2 separate regions of the Homo sapiens genome follow, and region 2 is linked to region 1. A link is an interaction called in ENCODE POLR2A ChIA-PET data of the cell type or tissue named here. Cell type or tissue: A673. All regions are shown on one strand.

Region 1 (8,000 bases):
TTCCCTACTCTGATTTCTGGGCAAGCTTTTGGAATCTATTTAATCTTTAGAAATGGGTTTCAGAGAGGTACACATTTTTAAAAATTATATATTCGTTCCTGTACTTAACTATACTATTTCAACAAAGACAATAATCATTACATGATGTTTATAGTAGCTTCATGGCTGAAGCCATCCGTTTAGTTAAAATTAACCATAGAACTTGGAGGATATTGTGCTAAATGAAATAAGCCAGACACAGAAAGACAAACACTACATGATCTTACTTATATGTGGAATCTAAAATAGTCAAACTCATAGAAACAGAGTAGTATGGTGGTTGCCAGGAGCAGAGGGTGAGGGAAATGAGGAGATGTTGGTCAAAGGTTACGAAGTTTCAGTTATGCCAGATGAATGGGTTCTGAAGATTTAATGTACAAAACAGTCACTCCAATTAACAGTAGTGTATTGTATGCTTGAAATTTGGTAACAAGGTAGATCTTGTGTTCTTTTCCACAAAAATGGAGAAAGAAGAAAGAAAATGGAAACTGAGGTGATGGATATGTTAACCTTGATTGTGATTATTTCACAGTGTATACATATATCAAAACATTAAGTTGTACATCTTAAATATATGTGATTCCTGTGTGTCTATACCTCAATAAAGCAGAAAAAATTCAGGAATAACATTGACTGTAGAAAAAAGTTCCTGATAGAAAACTATGTGAAGCAAGAAATGGAAATATATACCGTATGATGCAATGAAAAGAACTTCAGGTGTACAGCCTAAAGGTCTCACTGAAGCATGGCCATTTACACAACTTTGAGCTAAGTACTCTGAGCCTTAGTTTTTTCATCTATAAAATGGTGAGATTAATTCAAAGCCTTATTGTAAGGATTAAATAAGATAACATGCAAAATGCCAGGCACACAATGGAATAAGCATTCATACTCCTTTTTGCTGTTTCAAGTTGTAAACTCATGTGTTTTCAAATGGAAGAGGATCCATAACTTTTATCATTTGGAATTTAATAAGGGTGACTTCTCTCCTACTGTCTTTTTTGTACTATATTCTGATTAAAATATGGATGCAGCTTTTTGATGTTTTCACTGAATTTTCACAAGTGCTTAACCTGCCAAAAATAGCTTATTTACATTATATTAATGTGTAGATCTTAGTGATGTTAGAGGAAGGACAATGATGAATAGTACTGTATTTGCTTCTAGTGTCATTTAAAAATTAGCTTTTCATTTATGTTAAAGTTCAGATGTCTTGTTTAGATTGTGCTTTACTAAGAAGAGCTTATAATAAAACCCTTGAGTTAGGTATTCAGATGATTTCATGATATCCTGTAGAATCATAAACAATTTTAATATAACTTTAGAAAATATAGTATTTAAAGAAAAAAGATTAGAACCACAATGGGATGTCCCACAGTCCTCCCGAAATTTTCTGTGATACTGGAATGAAAATATTATGTTATGTCAGCCATGCATTTTGAAACAGTTGTTTAGTGATAAGGTTTTGGATCTGATTTTTCTTTTGTCTTCAATTAGCATTTTTTTCTCTTCTGCCATAAAATGTTTTGTTTAAATAAAATGTGCTGGATGAGGTACATAAAAAGAGATTATCTTAGAGCTGCTCTGGAGGGATGGGAGACTATAATTCTTCAATATATTTTCTTCTAAAGGGGAATTGTTTTACTCAGAGCTTCAGAAACCAAGATAATCTGTTATAAAACTTACTATATTTGGTTATATATCATAATAATTTTCTCATATGTTAATGAAACCCGAGGGTTTTTTTCAATTTAGGTATATGAGGTGAGTTTTTAATTATAAAATGAGACATTTAATTTATAGGAGTCAAGTATAGGGTTTAAATTTTCTCTGTGATAGAAGGCAAAGGGAGAAAGGCTCTGAACTCAGAGCCAGAGGCCTGCATTCCAGTTCTGGCTCTTCCACTAGCTCATTTTATTAATCAAATCACTCCACCCAATTGGTTGTCAGTGAGTAGCAAAGGTTGAAGTAGGTTGGGTTTTTAATTTCTGTGGCTTGAGGGCTACAGAGGTTGAAGAAAGTGAGGAAGAGGAAGCCAAAGGGGTACTGCTCACAAATATGTAAAAACACCCACTTTAACCTAGGCCCATATATTTTATATAGGAATTCTACGTGAGATTTCATTTGAAACAAGAGTGCTGAATTTATCCTCAAAATAAATAATAAAAAAATATAAATCTGCTCTGTTAGATTTATCTCCAGTTCCCCTGCAGTTCTGAGATTTACGATACCTGTATTCCTTACCCTCATTACTGGGTACCACAGTGAGGGGCAGTCGGGCTTGTGAATCAGACCTGTGTTCTAGCCCAAGTAGTGGCACTAGTTACTTGAGCAAGTGATAGCCTCTTAGTTTGACTAACTGTTCTTTACAAAATCTTCCTGTTTTATAATCTGTGGTTCCAGGCTACTATGGGCCCAGGTTTTTTGTTGTTGTTGTTGTTGTTGTTGTTGTTGTTTGTAGTAGAACTACAAATATTAAAGTGGAATTTTTTTAAACAAGGATAATTGGTAAAGTTCAGTATTGATAATAATACATGACTCCCATGGGCACCAAGGTTGTCTGTAATCTTCATAGAGAATAAGAGCTGAGGCTGGGTGCAGTGGCTCATGCCTGTAATCCCAGCACTTTGAGAGGCCAAGGTGTGTGGATCACTTGAGATCAGGAGTTCGAGACCAGCCTGGCTAACATGGTGAAACCCCATCTCTACTGAAAATATAAAAAAATTATCTGGGTTTGGTGGTGCGTGCCTGTAATTCCAGCTACTCGGGAGGCTGAGACAGAAGAATAGCTTGAATCCAGGAGGTGGAGGTTGCAGCGAGCCAAGATTGCACCACTGCATTCCAGCCTGGGTGACACAGCAAGACTCAGTCTCCCTTCCCCCCACCCCCGGCAAAAAAAAAGAAAAGAAAAGCTGATTCAGCTTTCAATTTTTAGCTACTCTAATATAGAAGAATATTAGTATAGTTAATCTAAAAATAGACTTGTTTTTAAAGATATTTTAAGTTTTATTAAAGTCCATTACATGTTTTGGGAAAGCAGATTTGTCTTCATGATGATTGCTTAGGTTTTATATGAAAATCAGTTTACACTTCCATACATACAAGCTAAACACCTCAGGCAAAAGGTGGCTTGGAAATTCATAGAATAAGTGGTTCATGTATGAATCACTGAAGGAGATATGTACTCATTAACATTTCATGGTTCAAAATATCCTCAATTTCAAGGACTATTGCAGAGTACACTGAATTTCATATGCTGATGTATGTATTGTGACTACTATACAAATTCTGTTAAAAGAAACAAATGATTCAATTTTATTAAATTATACATAACATAGCTATTAGGTGACAGTATTAAGTTTTTCTAAGTTTTTATTTTTTTTTTCATTGAAGAGAATAATTGCCATTCCCATTTCCCACCTCCACCAACCAAATAATGTATCACTGGCTCTTCACAAAGTTATGACTTGGGAAAATGCTGAAGGAATGGTAATATAAGATAAAGTGGGCTAGGCATGGTGGCTCACACCTGTAATCCCAGAACTTTGAGAAGCCAAGGTGGGTGGATCACCTGAGGTCAGGAGCTCAAGACCAGCCTGGACAACATGATGAAACCCCATCTCTACAAAACTACAAAAATTAGCTAGGCATGATGGCTGGTACCTGTAATCCCAGTTGCTCAGGAGGCTGAGGGGGGAGAATCACTTGAACCTGGAAGGCGGAGGTTGCCTTGAGCCAAGATTGCACCATTGCACTCCAGCCTGGGTGACAGAGCAAGACTCCATATCAATTTAAAAAAAAAAAAAAAGGCAAGGCGATTCATTAAGTAAAAATGAACATATTGCTGGAGCTGAGGTAAGTATCTAAGTATTTTCAGCAAATAGAGCCCCCGCCAAATTTCTATAGAGAGTTGGGTCAGCATTTACATCTTAGGGGTAGAAGCAGAGGAAGAAATGTCCCAAATTTCCAAACTCAAACTTCCTGAGGTTAGAATTCTTTTCCAGGCTGCTCTGATACTTAGGAGTAGGAAGTGTCATTTGCCTAGCCTAGGGTTTCTCAACTTCAACACTGCTGGCATTAGGACTGGATAATTTTTTGTTGTGTGGGCTGTCCTGTGCATTGTAGGATATTTAGCAGCATCCTTGGCCTCTACCCATTAGAGGGAATAACAACTCCTTCCAGGGATTGGCTGATGCCCCCAGCCGAGGCAGATAGCTCTCACTTGAGAACTCTTTCCTTAAAGGACTGGTTTGTATGCTTAGCTGCATTTCACCTTACTATTTGTGGAACACAGAACCTGACTTCTATTTAAGTGTGTTTCATACTTCCTTCTGAAGTGTGTTCCAAGTGACCAATTTATGATGAACTTTTATAACACGGCTCATTTATAAATGGGGAATATGTAGTTTTGTCTGTGTTCTCACTCCAGATACAGTATACAGTAATGAGAGATTGAAGATGATATGCAGGAAAAACGCAGTTGTAACTTGTCAAACGCACATTATAGATGAAGTTGTGTATCTCCTTTTTGCATTGGTTTTTGTCTTTTGTTGTTTTCAAAATACCACTTCATTTATGTTTGGCGTCAATGATTATTGCGGTTTTGTATCTTTTCATTAAGAAGGAGCAATAAACTAGTAAATATTAGTATAAAAGCTCATATTGAGTATTAGTTATTTAGTTTTATAAAACCTATCTGATAACATGGGTGAGGTAAGCAAAAGTCTTTTTTTAATATTTGAAGAGATTTATTCTGAGTCAAATATGAGTGATCATGGCCCATGACACAGCCCTCAGGAGGTCCTAAGAAAAATGTGCCCAAGGTGGTCGGGATGCACCTTGGTTTTATATACTTTAGGGAGACGTGAGACTTCAATCAAATACATTTAAGAAATACATTGGTTTGGTCAAGGCGGGACAACTTGAAGCGGGGCTTCTAGCTTACAGGTAGATTTTAAAAGATTTTCTGGTGCCAAAATCTGAGTCCCAATAAAATGGTTCTGAATCTCAGAATCTTAGGCGAAGATGACATTGGACAGTTCCCGTTTATGAAAATTATTGCAGATCTTGTAAAGAATCTTGCCTGTGAGTCAGAAAGAAAATGGCCCTGGTTTGGACTCTTCCTCTAATTAGCTCTGTGACTTGGGAAAATCACTTCACCTCTCTTGGTTTATAGACTCATCTGTCGAATCTAGAAGGATGGATTAGATGGCCTTCCAGAACTGTGCCAGCTATAATGTAGTGTCAGATTTTTTAAAAAATGTTTGTAAACTATGAAATTAAAATTATTTTTTTGAGTTGTAAATCTCTTACAGAGTACTGAGACCTAAAGGAAGAAGATAGGCTAGAAGAGGAATAAAGTATAAATTTCATTCAAAGATGACTGAAAATAAACTGATCTATTAAATCAAGCTGTGTGTTAAATAAAGAGGAAAGAAGTACCCATTCTGTGCTAAAAATTACTAGCCATATACTATAAGAAGTGATTGTTATGGGTAACCAGATTTGCTCTCAACAGCTCTGCAGGATGAGTATTTAAAAGTTAAAAAGCACAGATTGTGACTCTGACAATACTGGAACTGAAAACCAAACTATCAGTATCTTTTTTTTTTTTTTTTTTTTTTTTTTTTTTTTGAGACGGAGTCTCGCTCTGTCGCCCAGGCCGGAGTGCCGTGGCACTGTCTGGGCTCACTGCAAGCTTCGCCTCCCGGGTTCACGCCATTCTCCTGCCTCAGTCTCCCGAGTAGCTGGGACTACAGGCGCCCGCCACCGCGCCCGGCTAATTTTTTGTATTTTTAGTAGAGACGAGGTTTCACCTTGTTAGCCAGGATGGTCTTGATCTCCAGACCTCGTGATCCGCCCGCCTCGGCCTCCCAAAGTGCTGGGATTACAGGCGTGAGCCACCGCGCCCGGCCGTCAGTATCTTTTTTACTTTTTTTTAGCTTCTACTTTATATAGACAGATTAAAGACATCAAGTTATGAGTTACGTGAAAGAAATCTCATGGTTGGTCATCTCTATAAAACCATTTACTTGGATCTGGTTAGTTCAGTTCGTGAATTCTTTAAACACAATAGATAGAAATAGATTTTCAAATAGCATTGTCGTTTTTATTATGTAAATCCAGCTCATTCTCTCAGCAAATACAGTGTCCTATCTCTGTGTATTTTATTAATAAAATACAGATTTTTAGATGTTCTCCAGCCAATTCTGCAGCCAAATATGGAGAAAAGTAGTATTCCATTCTAATTCCTGAAATAATTACTTCATCTCCTACAGTACCAAATATATTTTCATAGTTTTCAGTTAATATGCAGAGTTTCAAATGTTGTCATTTGTCTTAAAATAGCTACTTTTCACATTTAGCTATAATACTTGAAAATCATTCAGAACACTGACCAGAATAATAATAAATAACTTCTTTCCTGAATACTTTTATGATTTTCTTACTTTTAATTGCTTTGCTAAATTACAGATATAATATCTGATACTTCTAACCATTTTGAGATTGATTGTTAATGAAAGGGATATAGGGAAAGGAAAACTCATCTGGAAGTTGATCTCTAAAAGGCAGTTATTTAATTATACCAGATATATTGTCAGATTTCTGCATTCTCTTCTTTCAGTGATGATAGGCCCCTCAGGATGATCATTAATTTTTGGCTATTGGCTTCTTTCTTTTACATGCAGACTGAAACTTAAAGATTTAAACAGCAGTGTTAGAATGCAAAACCGAAAGATACTACTGTCTTAGAAGTATTAGGGCAAAGTCACAAAGCTTTCCCAAGCTTCAGTATTCTTTATATAAAGTGGAAATAATAGTTCTTTTTTTTTTTTTAAGACTACTTTGCAGGATGTCTAAAATGAGAATTATGTTCATGCCAAATTTAAAAATCATTGCTAAATAATAGGATTTGACCAAATTATCTTACCATCTTTGTTTCCATTAGGTAAAATTGCAGTAATTGGATCTATAAAGATTTAAAGAATAGAACTCAGTCTTCTTATTTACTTTTCTATGTTATTAATAAGGTCAAAGGAAAGCAATATTTTGAGAAAGAAGATTCAAAGATAAAGTAAGGAAGAGAAAAAATAGGATTAATTTCCAAAGTAATGCAAATTATTGTGCTCTGATAATTCAGTTGGAATTTAAACTCCCTACTTAGTGAAATAGATGCTTTCTTTTTCATAAGCAAAACTGAGAGCTAATTTTTTCTCTCTCTAATAGGGCACATACTTCATAGCTGTGTTAATTCAAAAACATTTAAATAACAGGGTGGCAGTACTCAGTAAGAAACCAGTGTGGCTTTGGCTGTATTTTGTTGCTTCTAAGTCCTTTTCAAATATTATCATTAACTATACTCTTTATGCTATTTAATCTGCTTATCCTAATTTCCCTATGCTACTCCTTGAACTGGTAGATATACCCACTCAGTAAGAAAGCAAATAAAAATAAAATAGTTTGAGTCTTACTCTGGTGATCTCTCTATCTTGCATGAAGCTTTCTTTATATGTAAATTGTATTCCTCCCCTATTCCAAACCATTATTTTTTTCTGTCTCTAGATGTAAGGTTCTTAACAGTGCTGGAGATTTCATCAGATGGGGACAGACAGCTGATGAACATTCTTTGGCTCTTCAACCCCTTTTCTTTATTCTACCAAAACACTTTTCCATGATAAATACCTAGAAACATTTAGAAGCCCAAATATTCAAGAAAATTGTCATTATAATGCTTGCTTTTCTGTATGTTTTTACCACATTGTGTCAAGCCATTTGATGAGATGATCTTGCTATTATTTGGAAATAGTTTCCTTTTCTAGAATAAAATTCAATTCTAATCTTACCACTATAAATGATGTTTTTCTATTACCAAGGATCAAAAGAGTTTTAACAGTATCCCTGCCTTTTTCTTTTCTTTTCTTTTCTTTTCCCTTCCCCTTGCCTCCCTCTGTTGTAAAAGT
Region 2 (8,000 bases), 600 kb before region 1:
TTTGAAAAGGAAGGGGAAAAAATCTTTCCTGGTACTTAAGAAAACACAATATAAGAATTTTTCCTAAAAATCTAGAAAGGCATTTTTGGCTGTGGTGACAAAAACATATGTTAATGTGACTTGATATAGATCTAAACTTCAATAAACTTTTTTTTTTTTTTTTTTTTTTTTTGAGATAGAGTCTCGCTCCTGTTGCCCAGGCTGGAGAGCAATGGCACGATCTCGGCTCACTGCAACCTCCGCCTCCCGGGTTCAAGCGATTATCCTGCCTCAGCCTCCCAAATACTTGGGATTACAGGCATCCGCCATCATACCCTGCTAATTTTTGTATTTTTGGTAGAGATGGGGTTTTACCATGTTGACCAGGCTGGTTTCAAATTCCTGACCTCAGGTGCTCCACCCACCTCAGCCTCACAAAGTGCGGAGATTACAGGTGTGAGCCACTGCACCCAGTCTTCAATAAACCTTTTGTGAATAGAATAAATGATTTAAGAAGTTGAGTCAAAATGCCCCAGGACTCCTAAAATGGCCTTCCTATAAAAGGAATGCAAGCTAAAAGAAAGTGACATAACACAAATATGTTCATTTAACTGTGAAATAAGAAATTTTATGGCATAGAGTTGTTCCACAGCCTCTGCTGCCAAAGATATCAATGCCCTAATTTCTGGACCCAGTGGATATTTTACCCCACATGGAAAAAAGGAACTTTGCACATGTGATCAAGGTTAAGGATTCTGAGATGGGGAAGAGCAGAATGGATTACCCAGGTGGGCCCAATTTAAGCCCGTGTGAGTCTTTAAAAGAACCTTTTGTAACTTAGGTCAGAGTTAGAGAAGGAGATGGAATCATGGAAGCCAGGCGAGAGAGATCTAACAAAATGACTTGCTCGGCTATTGCTGGCTTTGATGATACAGGAAGGAGGCCACAAGCTGAGGAATGTGGGTGGCCTCTAGCGACTGGAAAAGGCAAGGAAACACATTCTTCTCCAGAGCATCAAGAACATGGTCCTGTTGATTTTAGATTAGTGAGACCCATACTGGACTTATATAGAATTAGAAGATGATAAATTTGCATTTCTAAAGCTGCTAAATCTGTAGTAATGTGTTATAGCAGCAATAGAAAACTAATACAAAGGCCATTTGTGAGCATAATGATTCTTCCTGTCTCTAGCTAAGCTAAGCTGAAATTGAAGGGAAAACTAGGAAAAATAGATGAGAAGCTAACCTAGAGTTCTCACATCACTGGGATATTGAATTAACCAATTCTAGGACCACCAACCACCAGACTTCTTGTTTTAATCATTCCCTGCAGGCAAATTTCCTCAATGATTCACAAGACAAGACTGATTTATATACACTAATACAGAATGTAAAATTCTAAGGTTTTTTTCCAATCACAGATTTGGGGGGCTATAAGTCATATTCTGAGTTGAATAATTTTCACTTCAAGAGTTCTGTCCTCCTCATCTATTACCTGTGAAGCTAGTAGGGAAGTATAAATATTCACTTTCATTTAAGCTAAAAACTAAAGACATTTCTTTATGTGTTTCCTTAATAATTTGTCACCAGTTTAGGAAACAAGTATTTAGTTGAACCGTGTGAAGGCTGCGATTGTCAAAATGGTATAATGGCATATAGTTCACTCAACTAATTTCTATTAGCTTGCACCACACAAATGGAGGAGAAAAAAAGGAGTAATCCATTCCTAAAAAATTATCACTCTTCCAAACCTTCTGCTAGCAATCTATGAAACTAAAAACATTAAGAGTTATCACGCCTCCTGCAAACCCTTGGGAGAATTTAGCCATACGCTTTATCTGGCACTCTTATTTGCCTATCAAATAAAGGCTCTCTATGCCTTAATTCAACCCAGTTCCATAATTATATTGAGCCATCTCTACCATCCTCACTAATCTCTGAAAATGTAAATAACTGTCAAAAATAATGAATTATTAGCAAAAACAAGTAATATTTTATGAGACTGAATGAGCTTTTCAAGATCACCCCCAAAGTCACCAGTTCTATGCTCTAAAACTGAATCACAACAAGAAAAGCAGTTTAGAATCTCAGCTTTCAAATCTCAAAATTACAAATATTATTAGGCCCCAGTCCCATAAATGAGTCATCAACTGAAAGGAAAAAAGTCATGGAAAAAAAAAATCAGCAAATAAAAACGAGCTTTATATTTATTCCTGATTCAACAAATCCCTGTCTCGAGAAACTTAATGAAGCACTTGACATTTAAGACATACATAAAAATGAAACTAGATATACAGAATAATCTATTATTATTTTCTAAAGTTAATGGTATGAACTAGTGTTACAGTAGTCTCCATAAGTGGCTATTAACATAGGTCAGTTAACACAGTAGTTTCATGATTTAGAAAGTTTCACTTGAAAGCAAGGCTACAGTGAACATAGGCCATTTAACTTGTTACATTGTGGAAGATTCAGAGATGATACACAAAACTTTACAAGTTGAAATGAGTTCTGTATTCTCAACATTTAAGTTCAGCTAACATTTCCTGAGCAACTACAATGAGCTGGGCACTGCAAAAGATGCTTTACAATATGCATTATATAATCCTCACAATAACCTCATGATATGGGTATTATGTCCCCCATTTTATAGAGGAAAGAAACTACGCTGTAAAAGCCAGGGTCACACACTTGTAGGGTGGACTCCACAACATCCCTCACTTCGCGTGTATATTACACAGCATGGTGTTAGTATTTACAGCTCAAATACTTACAGAAGTGAATAGAGGTACGAAATGATGAAAGATGGTTTTAATAAAAAATGGCAAGTTTTTAAAGCCTTTAATATACATTGTGGAATGAGGGTGAACTGCTGTGGGGCAGTGGTAAGGTGGCAGAAGATGAGAGGAAAATTATTTTAAATCAATGCAGAGCACTTTAAATAAAACATAATAGGATTTCTTTTAATCAGAGAAGCAGCATGGCATAGCACAAAGAGCAATGGCTTTAGACTCGGATCTGTATTCCATTCAGAGGGGCTGCTTCTTTTAGCTGAAATTCACCGAAGAATGTAACTTTCTTATATATAAATGTATACAATATCTGCCTTGATTCTTTCACATAAATGTTTCTGGGAGCAAATAAAGTAACATAAGCAAACATTTGACTAGTAAAAAATACATCAATAATATGTTGTTTTATTATTATCTAATTAATGAGTTTCATATTTTGTCCAGATTTGACCTAAGTATACTTTTATTAATAAATGCATCAGAGTAGTCTGCTAAAGTGAGATTCAAAAATGGACAGTCTGATGTTGAAACTGCCTTAAAACATTATTCTAAGTTGGATGAAATATTTCATTACATGTATTGGTTCTTTGAATTAAAAAAAAGAAAAAAAGGCAATATAAATTTAAATAGGCAGCAGTTAAGCTGAGGCTCAGGCCCAGGTCTTTGATGTTACTTCACTCTCACCACTGCACAAATTAGAGAGTCTAAATTAATTCTTAACCTTTTTTGCCAAAGACCCCATTGACAGTCAAAGAAGTGGACCCTTTCTCAAAATAGTATTTTTAAATGCATAAACAAAAATACATAGGATTTCAAAGGAAGTAAATTATACTTGAATGCAGCTATCAAAATGCATTAAACAGCAGTTTATGAAATAGTAATACACATGTGAGGAAGCAATGTAGATGTGCTGCTCAGATCTCCATTTAGGAAGAACTTTCCATTCAGCCGCAAGGAGTGCATTTAGCTGACAGGCTTCAAGTTGTTAGCACCTTTAGAATCCTCCTTAGCTTTTGAGTCCAGGCCACACTCCTCCTGGGCAGCCCCCAGCCAATGGCTGAGCCTGGCACAAGTAGTAAGGACTGCCATTAGGACCCAACGAGGGACTCCCCTCACAGGCATCATTTGTTCCAGAGCTCCTTCCTGGCTAGACTGGCTGAGAATTTATCAGGTTTACACCATGGTCTAAGGTTTTTCCCGCCCGGTCTTGCATCCTGACCCTTAAAAAAAAACACATTTACACTCCAGCATCTCTGTGTCTGCTTCCAGGTGGAAGCAATCAACAAAATCTGCTTCTTTATTAATGAATTAAATAACAAGATCTAGTTGCAAGTCTAATAACTACCTTAATTTTGAAATACTGATCATTTTAAATGATATTTCAACTTAACTAAAATAATTCTAATGTATTTTGAAAGTATATGTGAATTGTACTCATGGAAACTTAATAGGTACTGCTATGTTTGTTACCTATAATTGAAGAAAAAGCTAAATTTCAATTAGAGGTTAAAGTATGTGGGTTTTTTTTCCTATTCAAGTTCAGACCCCAGAATTCTATTTGCAGACCCCAAGTTAAGAATCCTGGGATAAAGTGTCTGATTTTGAAACATCCATTCTTTTAAGATACAGAGATGCACTTAGACAAGTGAAAGCTGTGGTTAACAAAAGGTCTCTAACCTGGCTTACCTACTCAGATGCCAACGCACATGTGAAAGCTTCTATTAAATGCACAGAATACATTATAAGATCATATGCCCAAATGATTTAACCTTGAGGGACAAGAACAGCTTATCTAAACACATGAATGCATAATCACCTAAAAATCTAAACTGTGAAATTCAAGATTCTAAAATATATAATAAAGTTATTTTTATACAGATTTTTCTAAGAATATACTATACTGTTTAACATCAAAATGCTACATAGAATTTACTACTTACTATATTATACCATTTATTTGCTATACTATTTATTTAATACCAAATTGCTATATAGCATTTAATCTAGCAAGAAGTCCTCTGTATCTACTTCTGACTCTCCTATCTTGACCCTATTCTCTTCCTGTGTTCCAAGGATGGTATCAGGTTACCATTCTAACTCTAGGTGATTCCATCTCTTCTAGCCAGGCAAACAGTGTATGTAATGGGGGGGAGGGGAAGGGGGAGAACAGGTAAATGAATAGCTAGATTTACAAATTTTTCTTCTTAAATAGAGACAGGGTCTCACTCTATCACCCAATCTCTACTTTTGTAGAGACAGGTCTCAATACATTGCCCAGGCTGGTCATGAACTCCTGGCCTCAAGCAATCCTCCTGTCTTGGCCTCCCAAAGCACTGAGATTAGAGGCATGAGCCATTGTGCCCAGCCTCAAAATATTATTAATGCCCTAAGATTACAATAGTGCATTCAGAAGGATAAGCCTCATTTAAATTTCCAGGTGAATAATAACAAGCACTAATTTGAGCCAGAGTCTTGAATGACAGAACATGATGCAGACAAGGCAAAGAACTGCCTAAAATAGGGAAGTGAACTTTAAGCAATCGGAGGGCAACTGGAATTGCCCTGGTGAAATGGAGAGTAAGGCAGAAGACAGAGAAAATGGAAGATAAATTCTGAGACAAAAGGTGTGAGATAACAACAATGAAATGTAACAACTTTATAATTTTGTTAAGGGATGATAGCTACGGACACACCACTAAGAACTTACTACCAAGATTAAAATATCAAGGTCAACTTGTAATATGGAAAAGCAACAGTATCCTCCAATCTACCATTCGTCAAGTGACTCCAGTCAAATCCATTACCCTAGTATCTTTCCTTTCTCCAGTAGAAGTAGGAAAGGAGAAAAAAGAAGGAAAAAGCTATGTGTATGTACATACACACACCAATACACATACACCCTAGTTTCCTCTCTTTCTGTTTGTAACATCTGTACAGTATGCAAGAAACATGTCTATTTATAGGGATTCAAAACAGACATGTTTTTTGTATACTGTACAGATGTTACAATGCATAAATTTCTACCACACTATACCAAAGATATGCTGTAACTAAGCATTTAACCAAAGCATTAGGTGGACTTGCAAGTCTTCCTTGGCTCCAAGCTAAATAAATCCACTTTCTTTAGCCTCTGTCTTTAGTTCCCATTTCGCTAAAGCTTTCAAAATAAATTTCCATTTCTTCCGCACCCCAACAGAGAATATACTATAACTGGTAACAATAAGATCCTTTAATGGGAAGATAAGATATTCTTGACCCATTTCATAATTTCTTTAAGTCTTTACTACTTTTGAGATTCAGCCACAGACAAGAACCAAATGATATGTCCCTAGAGAAATATTTCATTCTCTACTGACTTTCTCCCCAATCTTTCCAAATCAGTATTTGTGAAATATTCTGTTCTTTTCAGGAAACTTTACTATCTATAAAACATGTTGCATTTATTTTGGCATCATCTCTTTATTAGCATGCATTACAAAAAAACATATTTCTATGTGTTCACCTTAATGTAGCCTTGTGAGGTAGTTTAAAAAATTTTATACACATTTGTTTGTATAGAGGAATAAATTATGTTTCAAACACAATGCAACATCTTGAACACCGCCAAGTTGCTGGGATAATCCACGTTTATCACCTACTTCCTCAATTCTTTGTCCACTGAACTATGATGTCAGAAATCTAAGCTTGATTTGTTTTTAAGTGGATAATCCATTAACTGTTTCCATATGCCATAACTATTCAGTTGAGAAATAATTTATAAACCAATTTATGGGCCCTATCTGGCAAAAATGACACACCTGTTATAAAATATGATTACTTCAGAAAGCTAACAATTGTGGAACCACATTTTCATAATAAATTAGTCTAAGTGAATTAGACTATTCATATACTTTCAGAAAGCCCTTTAATCCCTATTAACAGTTTGTGAATAATGAAAGTAGTTAATATTAATTTTACTTGACAAATCCAACACCAATAACCTGTTAGTATACTCTAATCCATTTTCCAACAGCCTGTAAAAATTAACCAACAGATGCTTCCAATCTGGTAAAAAAAAAAAAAAAAATACATAGGTCATTAGCATTATTTTGATGATACCAAATGTTCAATATATGAATATTATGATTAAATTTCAGAGAGATAGATAAACAATCTTTTTTTATAACCTTGTTAAGTCTTAACAGAAGCTGAATTTAGTAAAATGTCAGTCTTTTCTAAAATCAAAATCAGCATTTGTTATTCCACTCCTTGTTATTATGCTTCAACTAAGTACTTGACTGAGTTTCATCAGGAATGTAAAAGCAACATGAGTATGGGAAGCACACCTGCCTTATTCATGCTGGTATCCCCAATGTCAAGCATGAGGCACAACATGCAATATGCACCCAATAAATAGTTATTGAGTGGAACAGTGGTAGCCAATAAGAAAAAGTGGAAGGTATGAAAGAGGAGGTATGAGAAAAAGAAAAAACATAATCTGGAAAAGTGCTTATATACATTTCCAGAATAATTTAAAATACAGAAAGCTAAGATGTCTCCCAAAAACTTACAACAGAGAGAATCAAGAAAACTGAAGTGAGCTACTTAACAGCAAAATAAAGTGTAAAAGAAAATGATGTAAGTGAATCAGGAAAAAATTACTGATTTTTCACAGGAAAAGGATTAGAGAGGATTCCTATTCCTCTACAGATATGGCACAAGGTACTTTCCCACAGAAGCGTTGTTGTAAATGGTCACAAAGATTAGTTTAAAAAGCAGAATAGGTAAGATCTAATTGGAAAAAAAAAAGTAGGAATGTAATAAAAGGCAACAGGAATTAAGAGGAAAGAGCCAAGCCCTTACCAAGAATATCTTGGTAATATGTAAATGTAGGTAGGGTTGGATAGTATCACAAGAAGCCAGAATTGTTTTGCCATCAGGAGACCAGGAGAAAAGATCTCAGCTGAGATACACTAAAGATTAAACAAGATAATATGAAGAGAACCCAGCTGAGGCACTGATATATCACGTATGCACAATATCTGATATAGATATTAGCTCCTTTTCCAACTCTAAGTGTATTAGACCTGTAAATCCCAGTAGTCTAAACATTAGAAGTCCTGAAAACCTAAAGTAGTGTCTACCATAAGAAAAAAGCCCCACTTACTTGACAACAAATAAAGTCTACATGACAGAAAACTTCAAGGATCTCTTTAAATGATTGGATTCAGTTCCTTTGTTCTTACTACCC

The links. ChIA-PET counts read pairs that join two places held together with the same protein. Peaks named below come from ENCODE experiments on the same cell type or tissue, not always from the same donor. Only the 100,000 strongest peaks of a DNase experiment are listed, where the experiment ranks them.
Region 2: POLR2A ChIA-PET joins it to region 1 with 8 read pairs; 2 of 35 experiments call an interaction of 5 or more read pairs at or near these places.

What each region holds. Positions count from the first base shown.
Region 1 is chr13:60,559,401-60,567,400 of GRCh38, forward strand. All of the region lies in intron 12 of TDRD3 (tudor domain containing 3), which reads left to right. Among named protein-coding and RNA genes, the nearest start is that of LINC00378, 110 kb to the right of the region's middle. In A673, no CTCF peak of the experiment used is centred here; no DNase peak of the experiment used is centred here.
Region 2 is chr13:59,958,721-59,966,720 of GRCh38, forward strand. All of the region lies in intron 17 of DIAPH3 (diaphanous related formin 3), which reads right to left. Among named protein-coding and RNA genes, the nearest start is that of DIAPH3-AS1, 50 kb to the right of the region's middle. In A673, no CTCF peak of the experiment used is centred here; a DNase peak (open chromatin) is centred at 6,411; H3K27ac peaks cover 5,173 bases.